2 separate regions of the Homo sapiens genome follow, and region 1 is linked to region 2. A link is a contact called in ENCODE Hi-C or POLR2A ChIA-PET data. All regions are on one chromosome and are shown on one strand. The core of a region is the stretch at or near the end of the contact, and the rest is flanking DNA. Distances in the headings are between cores, read along the strand shown. Region 1 overlaps PPP1R14C (protein phosphatase 1 regulatory inhibitor subunit 14C). Region 2 has its middle 32 kb from the start of IYD.

Evidence for each region. A loop is a pair of places that touch in the nucleus more often than their neighbours do. ChIA-PET counts read pairs that join two places held with the same protein, here RNA polymerase II (POLR2A). Pooled maps may share reads with other maps.
Region 1: a map of K562 shows a loop between it and region 2 (6-fold over the local background). The contact joins two enhancer-like sites. A Hi-C loop is called at or near these places in 6 of 168 maps with a recorded cell type or tissue (K562, OCI-LY7, gastrocnemius medialis and 2 more) and 7 of 50 pooled maps. POLR2A ChIA-PET finds 5 or more read pairs at or near these places in 3 of 52 experiments (CD4-positive, alpha-beta T cell, PC-9 and activated CD4-positive, alpha-beta T cell).

Annotation. Positions count from the first base shown.
Region 1 is chr6:150,184,644-150,192,438 of GRCh38, reverse strand. All of the region lies in intron 1 of PPP1R14C (protein phosphatase 1 regulatory inhibitor subunit 14C), which reads right to left. Among named protein-coding and RNA genes, the nearest start is that of PPP1R14C, 45 kb to the right of the region's middle. RefSeq lists a silencer at 2,483-2,688. Within about 2 kb of position 6,483, at least 5 of the 41 ENCODE cell types and tissues checked have a DNase peak (open chromatin) inside an H3K27ac peak, as active enhancers do.
Region 2 is chr6:150,333,509-150,340,400 of GRCh38, reverse strand. No RefSeq gene overlaps it. Among named protein-coding and RNA genes, the nearest start is that of IYD, 32 kb to the left of the region's middle. RefSeq lists a silencer at 4,934-5,228. Within about 2 kb of position 3,945, at least 3 of the 41 ENCODE cell types and tissues checked have a DNase peak (open chromatin) inside an H3K27ac peak, as active enhancers do.

The sequences.
Region 1 (7,795 bases), core at 5,234-7,733, 150 kb after region 2:
CAAACCCTATTGTGAACCACGCACGAAAGGGATCTGGGTTGCATGCTCCTCATGAGAATCTAATGCCTGATGATCTGAGATGGAACAGTTTCATCCCGAAACCATCTGCACCCAACCCCCAGTCTGTGAAAAAAATTGTCTCCCGTGAAACTAGCCCCTGATGCCAAAAAGGTTGGGGACCACTGCTCTAGCAGACTCAAGTACAACACAAATAATATGGGCCAGAATTTAGAGACAACAAAATAACCAGGCAGCCCAGGCGGCATCCAAATCAAGCCCACAGAATGAATGGGAAAAGTCAAAACGGACCAGCCTAAACCTGCAGCCAATCAAATCTCATGCATGGAATTTCATGCTGTGTGAGGACTCCGAGAAGAGGATTCAGTAGTATCCTTTAGGGAGACATTGAGAAACAAACAGAATCTGGAATGGTGCTCATTCCCAGACACTGAGTCAGCAAGCTCCAGCCTCTGTGCACACAGTAATCTGTACCTGGAACCCTCTTCTTTCCCTATCTACACCTCAAATCCCAGTTCAGAGACCACTCCATTGCCTGAAACCATTTCCTTCATGAATAGTCAGCAGGGTAAGGTCTCCCTCTTTTAAAGTCTCACCTTTGAATTTCATGTCAATAACCACATTCAATGTGCATAAGTACTCAAACACGCAGATTTCCCCTATACTCTCTGAGATGCTAAAGAATAGCAAACATCCACTACCAAGCAGTTAAATATACAGGTACTATATTGCCTCCAGCATAAAAGATGACTTGACACTATATTGCAGATGAGACCAGAATATTTCCCCAATCTTCCACAAGGAGAGCAGAGTGTTTTCCAGATTCAATCAAGGATCTATGGTGCTTAAATGAAGATTCTAAGAGCAGGTGTTATGGTCCTTGCCCTCTGTCACACTGCTGCGGATGCTCTGAGAGACATACACACATCTGATGTACTTGTGTCTCTCCCAATTTCGAGAACTGTTCTTTGCACACAGTCAGTAAAAAACATCTGGTGGATACAATCACTCCACAGATACTTATTGAATGTCTGCTATATGCCAGGCATTGTTCCAGATGCTGGGAATAGAGCAGGAAACAAAATTGACAGAATCTTTGCACTCCTAGCTTTTAGATGTGCAAAATAATGTTAGCAGGAGATAAGTGCTACAGGGAAAAGCAACGCAGGAAAAGGAGCCAGGAAGTATGGAGGCTGCTGCCATTTCAACAACAGTTGATCCTGGAAGGTTCACTGGGAGCCTGACGTATGATAAGGTCCTGAAGGTGAGGGAGGGAACCATGTAGAAGAACGTTCCAGACAGAGGGAACAGTAAGCTGCAGAGCCCAGAGGAGAAAACATGTGAGGACCAAGGAGGCCAATGTCGGGAGCAGAGAGAGTGAAGGGCAAAGAAGTAGGGGATCAGAGAGGTAACCGTGTGGGTAGGGTGGGGGAGTCAGATCACACAGGTGGTACAGACCAGTGTAAAGACATAGCCACTGTACACCATTTGACTTATATTAACGGGATCACTCTGGCATCCGGGTTGAGGATAGGGAGCAAGAGAGGAAGAAGGGAGGGCAGGTAGGGGCTGCAAAAGTAATACAAGCAAGAGAACTTAGTGGTATGGACCAAGGTAGAGAAGGACAGACTCTGGGTCTATTTTGAAGGTAGAGCCAATGGGATTTGCTGACAAATTGACTACAGAATGCAAAATACGCTGGGTGTGGTGGCTCACCGCAGTAATCCCAGCACTTTAAGAGGCCGAGGAGAGTGGATCACGAGCTCAAGAAATCAAGACCGTCGTGGCCAACATTGTGAAACACCGTCTCTACTAAAAATACAAAAATTAGCTGGGTGTGCTGGCATGCGCCTGTAGTCCCAGCTACTTGGGAGGCTGAGGCAGGAGAATCGCTTGAACCTGGGAGGCGGAGGTTACAGTGAGCTGAGATCATGCAACTGCACTTCAGCCTGGTGACAGAGAGACTCCATCTCAAAAAAAAAAAAAGGCAAAATACAGAGATCTAGGATGACTTTAAGGTTTCTGCCTTGAACAACTGTTAGGATAAAGTTGCCATTCCTAACATGCATAAAGTGGGGAGGAAGTGCCGTGGAGAAAAGTGGGGTTGAAGATCAGGGGCTGGGCTTTGGGCATACTAAGGCTGAGCTTCTTACTAAGTGTTCAGGTGGAGACATTGAAGAGGAAGTTGGAGATATAAGAATAAAGTTTCATAAACGCGTCCAGGCTAGAGATATACATTTGTGATTCACCAGTATATAGACAGCATTTTAAGCCATGAGACAGAACCTCAAAATATAGCATGCAGAAGGATAAGAAAGGTGACATGGTTTGCCCTGGGTCAGGCATCAAGGGAGAATTTGACCAAAATCATCCTTTTCTCACCTTTAACTTACAAGTTGGAATCAAGGGCAGGCTACGCACCTAAGAAAGCCTTGCTGAAGGGTGACCATCAGCTTTCACCCTCCTGTAGATGCCTGGAGGGGTTCTGTGTTGGGGGGTTGGGGGACAGATTTATGTGACCCATTTAAAAGAACAGAAAGGTGAGTAGAAGCTGCTGGATTCAGTTAGAACTACTCAGGGTCAAGATTCCAAACTGTGGCTGTTGGTGCCAAGGAATCCACAGTTTTATCCAGAGGTGTGCTTGATAATAAAGCATTCTGTATCAGTCTGAAGAAAGGTTTCGAAGGTTTCAAATGGGAGCAATCCTAGAATATAAAGTCAGAAATGTTCTCTACCGAAAGAAAAGCAAAAGCAATCAATATCAAAATGACGAGTTTAGCCATCAACAGAAAGCCTCCAACATAAAAGATGACTTGATACTATATTGAAGATGAGACTAGAGTATTTCTCAATCTTCCACAAAAAAAAAAAGCAGAATGTTTTCCAAATGCAATCAAGGATAGCCAGGTGTCTTCCTTATCCAATCAAGAGGCTAGACTCTCGCTCAAATCCAATAACAGTGGCCCTGAGAAATGGGACTAGAATGTAGAGCAAGTCATGAAGGAACACTGACATCTGCTCTATTGCATTATGATCCCTGTCTGGGGTGGCGCTGTGTCAACAGAAATAGATTAAGAAATGGGGTGTGAGGGGTGGAGAGTGCTATCAAATAGTTTAAATGCATCACCCTTCACCTGGTGCTTTCGAGGAGAAGGGAGTACACAGACCCTCACGGATTGATCTCAGTGCTGTCCAGAAAAAAGAACTTACAAGAAGGAGGAATTTAGTGAGTGAACAAAGGTTAATTACAACATCCTGTAAGGGCCAGGTGCGGTGGCTCACACCTGTAATCCCAGCACTTTGAGATGCTGAAGCAGGCAGATCACCTGAGGTCAGGAGTTTGAGACCAGCCTGACCAAAATGGCAAAATCCTGTCTCTACTAAAAATACAAAAATTAGCCGGGCATGGTGGCGCACACCTGTGATCCCAGCTACTCAGGAGGCTGAGGCAGGAGAACTGCTTGAACCTGGGAGGCAGAGGTTGCAGTGAGCCGAGATCATGCCATTGCACTCCAGCCTGGGTGACAGAGCAAGAATCTGTCTAAAAAATTAATAAATAAATAATAATTAAAAAATTAAAAATAAAAAAATAAAAAATCCTGTAAGAAAAAATGTCCCATAAGAAGGTAATTCCTAGCCAGGCGCAGTGGCTCACACCTATAATCTCAGCACTTTGGGAGGCCTAGGCGGGTGGATCATGAGGTCAGGAGATCAAGACCATCCTGGCTAACATGGTGAAACCCTGTCTCTACTAAAAACACAAAAAATTAGCCGGGCGTGGTGGTGGGCGCCTGTAGTCCCAGCTACTCAGGAGGCTGAGGCAGGAGAATGGCATGAACCCAGGAGGCAGAGCTTGCAGTGAGCCGAGATTACTTCACTGCACTCCAGCCTGGGCAATAGGGCGAGACTCCGTCTCAAAAAAAAAAAAAAAAAAAAAAGGTAATTCCTGTTCTTCTGTTCCCACACCGATCAATCTTCCGCAGGACCCGCCCATCAGGAAGGCATGCCCTGAGCACAGAAGGGTCTTTTTAAAATTCCAATTCACCTTCAATCTCTTCTGAACAAAATGTATGATTTTAGAATGTGTTGTATAAACATTTGTCTGATCATTTAATTAAGCTATTACCAAAAGAAGATTCATGAAAATACATTATTTCACCATCAAACCAGCAAATCTAGAAGAAGACTAATTAATCCAGAAGACTAATCTGTTCTAAATTAGAGATCCTTAATGTTTTAAGCACATAAATACAAGGTTAAATTTTGACAAAACAACAAATTAGAACAACCACCCAATAAAATAAAGAAACCCTGATAATAAACAGACCTTTCTCCAACAGTGACTAAAACTATGTTAGAATATAATATTCTACTTCAGTTTTTTTACATTGTTGAGTCTTCTGTGTGAGTGAAAAAATATTGAAAAGGATCAGATTAAATGTGATGTGGTTATTCGGTGTAACATATATCTTTGGGATTAAAACAAATATTGTGAAAACCAATCAGTTGTAGAAATACAAATCATGCCAAGAAGTAAAGCATGTAAAAAATAAAAAACAATGACTAAGTCAAGTACCATTTAACTGTGGTCAAGGAATGTAAATCTTGTCAAGATCCTGTAGTCAAAAAATATAAATCGTTCTATCATAAAGACAGTGCACATGTATGTTCACTGCAGCACTATTCACATTAGCAAAGACATGGAATCAACTTAAATGCCCATCAATGATAGACTAGATAAAGAAAAGTTGGTACATATACACCATAGAATACTACGCAGCCATAAAAAGAAAGAGATCATGTCCTCTGCAGAAACATGGATGGAGTTGGAGGCCATTAACCTTAGCAAACTAATGCAGGAACAGAAAACCAAATACCACACATTCCCAAAAGTAGAAGCTAAAAGATGAGAACACATGGACACACAGAGGAGAACAACACACACTAGGGCCTTAAGGGTAGAGGGTGGGAGGAGGGAGAGGATCAGGAAAAAGTAACTAATGGGTGCTCATCTTAATACCTGGGTGACAAAATAATCTGTACAACAAACTCCCATAACAAAAATTTACATATATAACAAAACTTCACTTATACCCCGAACTTAAAAGTTGAAGTTAAAAGCATGCAAACACACACACACACACACACACACACACACACACACACACACACAGAGAAAGAGAAAGGCCAAGGTGGGCAGATCACCTGAGGTCAGGAGTTCAAGACCAGCCTGGCCAACATGGTGAATGAAATCTTGTCTCTACTAAAAATACAAAAATTTGCTGGGCATGGTGGCAGGTGCCTATAATCCCAGCTACCCAGGAGGCTGACGCAGGAGAATCTCTTGAACCCAGGAGGCGAAGGTTGCAGTGAGCCAAGATTGCACCATTGCACTCCAGCCTGGGCGACAAGAGTGAAACTCCGTCTCAAAAAAAAAAAAGACTAAGTCAAGCATAACTTAAAAGAAAAGTCAAACCTGACCACCCCACACCACTGCTTCCATGGCTCCTCACTCAGCTGAAAATTCTGACTCCCTGGCTTGGCCCACAAGGTCCTCCTGGTTGGACCCCAGCAACTTCTCCAGCTTTGCCTCATTCTTAGCAGCCACCCCCAGCTGGTATCCATTTCCTGAACTTTCTCCCCCTTTCTTCCCCAGGCTCTCAGTGCTCAGTCTTTGAGTCAGCCACCTACTGGTCCAGGCCGTCCCCAGCTTCAGGTCATCCCCCGCCTCAGGCCCTGACCCCACCTTGGCCTCTAGCAAACACTGTTGGTTGGCTTCTCCCTCTCTGAGCCGCCATGATGTTTATCAACCACTCTGGAGCCCCGGAAGCCCAGGTCCTGACACAGTGTGCAGAGGCGCTGCTCCCCAAAGCTTTTCCAGCTTCAGATTGTCAAAATCAAGTTGACAGGATGTGGAGCTCACCTATGCAATGACAAGCCTATGGATCAGTCAGTATTGAAGGTCACATAAAGTCCAAACACACAGCAGGGCTCAGCAAAAGCCCAGTGGAATAACTGAGTTTGCTGAGGGGACTGTCCGGTAACACACTCCCCTCTGAGGCCCAGCTCTAAATTACGCAGGGCATTTGCTCTTCAGACCAACAGTGGAATTATATCCTTCAAAGTGGATGGGAAAATTGCTCCTGAGGGCTTTTGAAGACCATACCTAGAGGAACCGCCTGTTTGCTAAGCTTCCTGGAATTAATGTCTTTTCTCCCTGATTAAATAAAACAATTAATTATCGGAACTGAGGGTGGAGATGTGGCAAGGGGCATTCCTTTTTAGAAGCCCTGAGAACAGTGGGGCCCCACTCCATTTATCGCAAACCCATCCTTGGTCACGGGAGCATCAAAGACCAGGCACGAATATTCTGGTGGCCTCCTTCCAGCGACAGGGTAGGGCTGGGCTTTGCTGCCCCTCTGAAGTTGGGTGTGACTAAGGGACTTGCTTTGCCCAGTGAACTCTGATGTGAAGTGATGTGTGCACTTCCTGGTAGAGGCTTTAGGAGCCGATAGGTGCCACGCCTGACCCTTGCCTGCCTTGCTAGTCATGGCCACATGTGTCTACACAGAGCCTCAGCAGCCTAGGTCCCTGAGTGATGGTGAGGGTAGAACCCCTACATCAGCCAATATAAGCTACACAGCACGAGTGAGAATATGACTTGCTCGGTTTAAGCCACTGAAAGTTTGGGTCACTCCTGAGTGTAACATAGCCTCGCCTATCCTCACCGACACACAGAGCTGATTTGTCACTGCTTGCTGGAATAATAAATGATCATCAGCTTCCTAATACAGACAGGGAGGCCGCAGAGCTATTATGCAGAGGTAGCCTTCACTCTGTGGAGCCCTGAGCCCTGCACCCAGCAGCCAAGGGTAGGCAGAAACACAGCATCTTCCAATCACACACATCATCTGTCAGACTCTATGCTCAGTGCTAGGAATATGGTAGTGGACTGTTGCTGGAAATTCCTGTGGTTAATGCAAGGATGGTCCCCATGGCAAGACGAGCAGTCAGGAAATCGATGAGGTAGCTGGGAAGGGCAAAGAGTAAAGGGCAGATTGCAGGAGCCTTGCAGGTCTGTGTGACTTTCATGAGACATGGTCGGTGTCAGGCTGACTACTGCTAGGCACTTCTCTAAGGGTTTCACCTGCATTTAACCCCTTCATCCTCACAACTACCCTGTAAGAGAGGCAATACCATTGTTGACATGTTATAGATGAGGAAATCGATAAAGAAAGAAGTTGAGTAAATAATGGACCCGTTGCAACCCAGTCAAACTGAAAAGCAGGAAGTGAGAATGCTACTACATCAGAAATAGAGGATAGTTAATAACAGCCGGAAATTAAAAGGGGGAAAGACCTGTAACTAAATGTGATAGCCAGGAGCCAACAACAGATGGTATGTTTAGGTGAGAAGGTCCTGGCTGCCCAACCATGGGCATGAGGGAGTGAAGGGAGAATTAGTCAATCCCACTGCCAACAGATGAATAAAGCCATAACTTCATGATCAAGCATATCTCAGCCAGGCTATACGGCTACCCATGTGTGTCCAGCTTTGGTTTGTTCAAATAGATAATTTCATTCATTCACCAACTCATTCACAAATCTTTCTGGGCACCAGCCCTGTGTAAGGCACTGTGTCTTACACTCCAGGACACAACAGTAAACAAAATCATGCGGTGGCTGCTCTCAAGGAGGCTTTCAATCAAGGGGAGAAACTAGACAGACTGGGAGTAAGGACCCACTGAGGGCAAAAGAGAGGCCACTTGTCCGCATTT
Region 2 (6,892 bases), core at 2,696-5,195:
ATATTTTTTAATTGTCTTAAAATTTAAGGTCTCACTAACCTTAGTTAACCAAGCAACGAAGTCTCACTAAGTTGTCCAGGCTGGTCTTGAACTCCTGATCTCTAGCAATCCTTCCTTCTTGGCCTCTCAAATGCTGGAATTACAGGTGTGAGACACCATGCCCAGCCCAAATACAGCTACATTTATTCAACATATGAATGGAGAGGCATTCAGCGATAGGTATACTTAATTTATAAGCGAAAGGAACTTAAGGTCCCCTCCTCCGTGTCTCATTCAAAGACATACCAGTGGATCCTTGACCCTTTGAGGAATTCCAAATAGCAAGTTCCACTTATAGAGTATGATTTTCTTCATCAAATATGGTAAGCCTAATGGAAAAAGGCAAAGCGATCTCTTTGGACCATTATGGATAATTATCGTAAATGGGGAAATAAATAGAGAACAGATCACTCCAGTAGCAATGGACACGCTAGCAGCCAGCTAGGCTCATTCACTGGCCACAGGATTGTTCCTGCACACCAGCGTTAAAGCACACCCAATGCCTAGCCACAAGCCAGTCTATGTTGCTACATACCTTGGACTTTTCAGATCACTTGCAAATAAATTTAAACTCTGAGATAAAGGTCCATTGTACTAAAAAAAGAAAAGAAAAGAAAAATCATTTGAGACTTCATTCTTAAGAAATAAATTCAACTAATCTCTTCGGAAGATGCCACTGATCAGTCAGCAACTATATGTTGAGTCACTGCAACATCGCTGTTGCTAACTCCAGAGCAAGAAATGTGTCCTTCCCAGATTAGGGATGCACAGTTCTGGCACCTTCTTTAAAGGTTGGCATCACAGAATTCTACTCCCGATGCCACAGATGTTTGTCAGCATTTTCCATTCACGTCTGCTTTCTTGTATTCTCTTTTAACTGAAAAATGTGAAAACTGTATAATTAAATAATTGTCGCAAATGAAACATACAACCTGTACCATACATATGGAGGTGTCAATTTAGAAATGAGAAAGAATACATATAAATGAGAATCCTCTACCTCTTTCTAAAAATTTAAAGCACAGTCGGAAATAGAATGAGAAAATACCATCATAACTGGAGTAGGAGTAACATGCAAGCCAATAAAATCTCCCAACATCCTTTACTATTACTAGGAATATAACTGCATTGACTTACCTAGAATGACTCAGGAACTTTTTCTTATTGAACTTTTAAAAAAGAAGTTTAAGTACTATTCTTTTTTTTTTTTTTTTGAAACAGAGTCTCACTCTGTCACCCAGGCTTGAGTGCAGTGACACGATCTTGGCTCACCGCAACTTCCACCTCCCGGGTTCAAGCAATTCTCATGTCTCAGGCTCCTGAGGGACTGAGATTACAGGCCTGTGCCACCACGCCAGGCTATTTTTTTTGTATTTTTAGTAAAGATGGGGTTTCACTATGTTGGCCAGACTGGTCTTGAACTCTTGACCTCAAGTGATCTGCCCACCTCGGCCTCCCATGCTGAGATTACAGGCATGAGCCACCAAATGCGGCCTATTCTTATTTAAGTTTCATCCCACGTGCTCTACTGAAAGAATCAGAAATAGCTTACTGATCTATGTAAGTACAAAGACACAATAATATATTACACAAGGCAGGTGGCACAGATTTTTCCTGAAGTCATATGTACTTGCAGTCCCCCGACTAAGGCGAGTTGGAGCCCCTTGGTAAAAGCACTAGATTCTAAGTTTTCTCGTCTGCTAAAGCAAATTGAAAACCCCACAAAAAATAAACAAATTCATCTCTATCTAGTGTTAGGATTTTCAACATTGCTCACATTTTTGAAAATAAGTAAGTGGTACGTGTGTCACAAAACTCAAAAGGACAAAGAGCCAAAGTTTATCTCCCTTGTCACGTATTCCCTCACCAAAGACAACCACAGCCAGTGATTTTTGCCTATCTTTCCAGAGGTAGTCTATGCTTATAGAAGTGCAGAAATAAAAGGTCTCTCTTCCCCCACCTCCTTTCCTCTCTGTTATCTCGGTATGGTTGCATTTGCAAGAATCACATCCCAGTTAATCTGTAAATTTCACGCACCCGATTCTGCCTTCCCTGGGACTGGATCTACAGTCTAGGGGTCTCCCATGATGTGTATGGGGAGGGGTCCAGACAGAGGCCCAGATTGTCACGGGTCCTCCTGGGTCACTGCTGAAACATCCCTCATCCTGCCCCAATGGGACCACATGGTCTGCCAGGCTCAGTGGCTCTTTCTGATGCCCCTTAGCCATGTTGTGAGGCTGCCCAAGGCCCCAGCTGCCTGACCTTCCCGTGGGCCTTCCCCACTCCCACCTAAGCCCCCTGACCACCCTGGGTTCTCTAGGAAGAGTGGAGAGCAGGAACCCTCTCAGTGGGATCCTCTGCACCCACATCCACCCCTTTCCTCACCTTCCTCTTCCTTCCTCAGCCCCCAGGGAACTCTTTCAAGTTTAATGGAAGGAGACCTTCTAAACATTTTTCCTGAATTGGGAGTCCCTTGCATTCCCCTAACACATTTTATTTTATTTTATTTTATTTTATTTTTATTTTTATTTTTGAGACAGGGTCTCGCTCTCTCACCCAGGCTGGAGTGCAGTGGTGTGATCTCGGCTCACTGCAACCTCCAGCTCCTGGGCTCAAGTGATCCTCCCACCTGAGCCTCCGTAGTAGCCGGAACTACAAGCATGAGCCACAATGCCTGGCTTATTTTTGTATTTTTTGGCGGACAGGGTTTCACCATTTTGGCCAGGCTGGTCTCAAACTCCTGGACTCAAAGGCATCTGCCCACCTCGGCCTCCCAAAGTGCTGGGATTACAGGCGTGAGCCACTACACTAGGCACCCACTAACACTTTTTTTTATGAAAACCAAAGCCAGAGGAGCCTTGCAGTTCTTTTCTGCCTTGTCACATTCCTCTAAGCAGGAGATCTACTTACTTTCTGAGAGGAGCAGGGGAACAGAGCATGTTACCGATTCACTCCCGACACGGCCCTCAGAGCCCTGCATCTTCCAGGTCCTACCAGCTCACAGCCTGCGCCGCAGCCACACTGCTCTTTCACAGGCCCTTGTACTCACCGGGCTCCTCGTGCCACAGGGCCTTTCCTCATGCTGTTCCCACTACCTGCAGGACTCTTCTCCTCTTGTCTAGGAATTAACCCCTTTCAACCCAAGTGTCACTTTCTCAGGAGCCTTTCTGTGCCTATTTGTTCCTTTTAAAAATATTATACGGCACAGCTACCTCTCCTAGTAGCCATGGTCCCAGCTGACACTATTCATGTTCTTGCCTCCATCTAGGCTGAAGCTCCATAAACACAGACTCTCTGGCTTTGGTATCATTCTTGCCTAGGTGAGTACCTGCACTCAAATGAATGCTGAGCTGAATGAATGAATAGATTTAGGCACTCGATAAATAAATGCTGAATGAATGAATGAATGAATGAGTGAACGAATGTGCTCCACTGCCTCCTTTTTCCTTACCTCTCTGTTCTTCTCTCTGTGAGCCCATCTGATTTAGATTTTATATCTATTATCTATGAATGAAATATATGTTTTCTCCTGGGCATTAAAATAATCTTCCACATTACATCTCTTTAAACCTGCCATCTTAGCCACTCAGGGAAGTAGCTATTCAGGGACTTCTTGCTAAATTTTTGACTTGTTATTTGGTTCATTTGTGGTTATTGTAATTAGTCCCTTTCAAATCATTTTCATCTTTTCTTTTTACTAAACCTTTGTTTTAAATATGAACCAGGCATTTCCGCCAGATATTTTGAATACTTTTTGACCTCACATTAGCCTGCAGTCTTATGGTCATGGGAATGAGAGATCTGAATTGCACGCAGTTTGCAGCTAAAGGAAACCACCTTTTGAGTTGAGTCTGGCAGATCTCGCAGTTAAACACAATGAACAGCCTGCTTTGTTTAATGACTGGCAGGCTTGTGAGTCACACTAGAGTAATTAACTGGCTCACTCACCCAGCTGATGAGCACCTTGTCAATGTGGTATCCACTTGCCAGAAATTTCTTTAGTTCTCCAACCAGACGATCCATAAATGTCAACACTCTTCAGAAACCAAAATTATATCACTGAACTGGGGTTGAGGAGACCTTTGGCGAACTTCTAGAAGTCCTGTTAGGCAGGATGTTTAGAGATGGTGGCTCCACAATTTCTATAGGAGAGAGTTAGGAGCAGCAATTGGTTGGAAGACAGGACTTAAAGTTGCTTTGGAGTGGAAAATGTCAAAATGTAATCTCATATAATGGGAAAACCAATTGATGAAGATCATGGCTGAAGACTGAAGGTTCCCATTCCCGATCTCTTGACACCAACAAGTATTTGAGTTCTTGTTATCACTATTTACACCTAATAACAAACTGCTAATTTTTCCTATTTTATTTTTCCTTCTGGAATAATAGTAACTTTTAATAATGGTGTTGCTACTTTAAGCCTTTGGAATTAATCTGCTTAACTCACTTTGCACCATGCCTAGTAGGAAAAAAAGGCTACTTAATAAATACGTCTTGATCATAAAACTATACAGCACTTGATAGATGGGATAGCCATATATAATGCCTTCATATATTTGGAACAAAATATCTTACTTTTGTGCTATTTAAGATTTAGTGCTTTCAAAAATAGTTGGTTTTGCTTTTGTTGTTGTTGTTGTTTTACTGTTTGTATTTTATTAATTTTTCTCTTTCTTCCCCTCTCCTCTCCTCACCTTTCTTCTCTCTCTTCCTCTCTTTCTTTCTCTCTCTGTCTCTCTGGTTGTCTTGGTCTAACAAAACATGGCTGGAAAAAACACTTAAAAGATCCTTTCCTCTTTAGAAATCAACTCATGAAAACCACCTAAGCGAAAAGGTAATATTTTTCAGTTTCAAAAAACAGCCAGACAAAATGTACTGAGAAGTTTCCAGGGCTCCAAAGTACAAAAGATGTCCCATTCAACAGTTAGGCTGTCATTCTCTGAGACGTTTGGTAACATTTCAAGATACATTTAGATCTGCAAATTCATTTTCCAAGAGGATTCACCCAAGAACTGACCTTGCAACTCAGATAAATGGCCACAAGGTGGGGTGAGAGGTACAAACAGGACCAATTGAAGCTGCTGCAAAGTTTCCATGAAATGTTGAATTAATACATTTTATTTTTCCATGACACAATTACCTATTAGACAATAGATCCTACATGGTCCTATTAGATTCTATCTAAACAACCACACTGTATTCTGAAGATTTGCATAAAGGAAGATTAACATGAACCGTAGAAGTATGGCTATTTGTGCACCTACCTTCCCTGACAGATAGGAAACCCCTGAGGCAGGACTATCTCTTCTCATCCTTGTGTTCCTATGGATTGATGGCAGTATAGGAATGGAACCTACCTGCCCTAAAAGGTGTTTGGCAAATGCTCGTGGAATTGAGGTCTTGGTCACCAAGAGGAACCACAGTGTAGCCATCAAATCCTGACATGATCACACCTTTCCCCTCTAATTTCTCTCCTGGGTTTTTCTCTTTGGGGCTGTGTCTTTCCCGACCGACTAGTCAGGTGCTCCCCCAGGCCTTGGCTGTGGGATCCCTGGCTACCGTGAAGAGTGAAAACAATATGAACGTGGCAGTCAGAAGACCTGGAGTAGAGGCCTGCCTGGCAGGACTTTGGTTAAGTGGGTGCAGCTCAAGGACAGAGACTGTGCTGTGCCCCTTTGGCTTTCAATGTGAAAATCCCCCTACAACCAGACACACAGAAAAAAAATCACCATAATAAATACAAGAAGGCCATAGACTGAGACTGGCTGCGTTACTATGACTGGTAAAGTGAGGGCATTGATTAAGACAGAATAGAATCCTGTCCGTTGGATCAGAGATGTGTGGGAAGACCCTGATGAAGCTGGGGACACTGAGACCCTAAATTCTGATGAGTCTTTTCTGCCAGTGAAAGAGACCTCGCAACCATCAGCAAAAGTGGCCTTTGCAAGCCCCAGCAGAAGCGCTGTCCCCAACCCGGGAGATGTGGCCTTCCTACCCAGCAGTGATACCAGCCTTTCTACATCCCTACGAGGGGTTTCACCTTGCATGGCCAGAGGAAATGTGAATGGCCTCCCCTGAGGCAGTTGCCATGCAAGGCAATGCTGATTCTCCTCAGAACCCGCCCCCCTCACCCCTGTTTGCTTCTAGACCTATGACCAGACTCAAGTTCCAGCAGGTTCCTAAAGGTGAGGGTCGACGTGTGGCTTGTGAGGAGCGCACTACACTGCAAAAAACTACTTTATGTTTCCAATTTATACAGACAGAAACCCAGGGAGAGTGTGCAGGGAGGGATATCAAGGGTATGGGATAATGGTAGAAGGAACATCAAGTTGGATCCGGCCAACTGTATTGGTGTGGGCCCACCAAACAGAGATTCTGCGTGCAGTGTTGCACACAGGGAGAGGGAAAGGGCTCTAACAGTTTGCTGGGTTGATTGACTGAAATGTGGGTCAAAAAATGGCCCGCCATGAGCAAACTGAAAATGTCCCATCTCCCTTGATTTAAGGTAGGGGATGGGATTCCAGGGTTTAGGAAGATTGGAATGTCAGAGTGGATTTGCCATTAAAGACCTGCTCACCTCCACTGGGAGGAGCCAGAAGACATACCTGTGGCAAATGCTTTAAAAAATAAACCGGTGATGACAGTCCTTGGAGTGTCCCTGAAGAGTGCTGGGACTGGTCTTCTCTGTAGATCAGAACTTACAGTGGGACCCCAGTCACACAATTTGAAGATCTCAAGGCAATGAGAGTAATTGGATCTCAGGATGGCAGAAGCCAAATGGCAACACTCAATCACCAAAGGCAAGGTGGGCGTGGCCACCGCAACAGGCAGTGCAGGCAAAGCCAGTAATCAG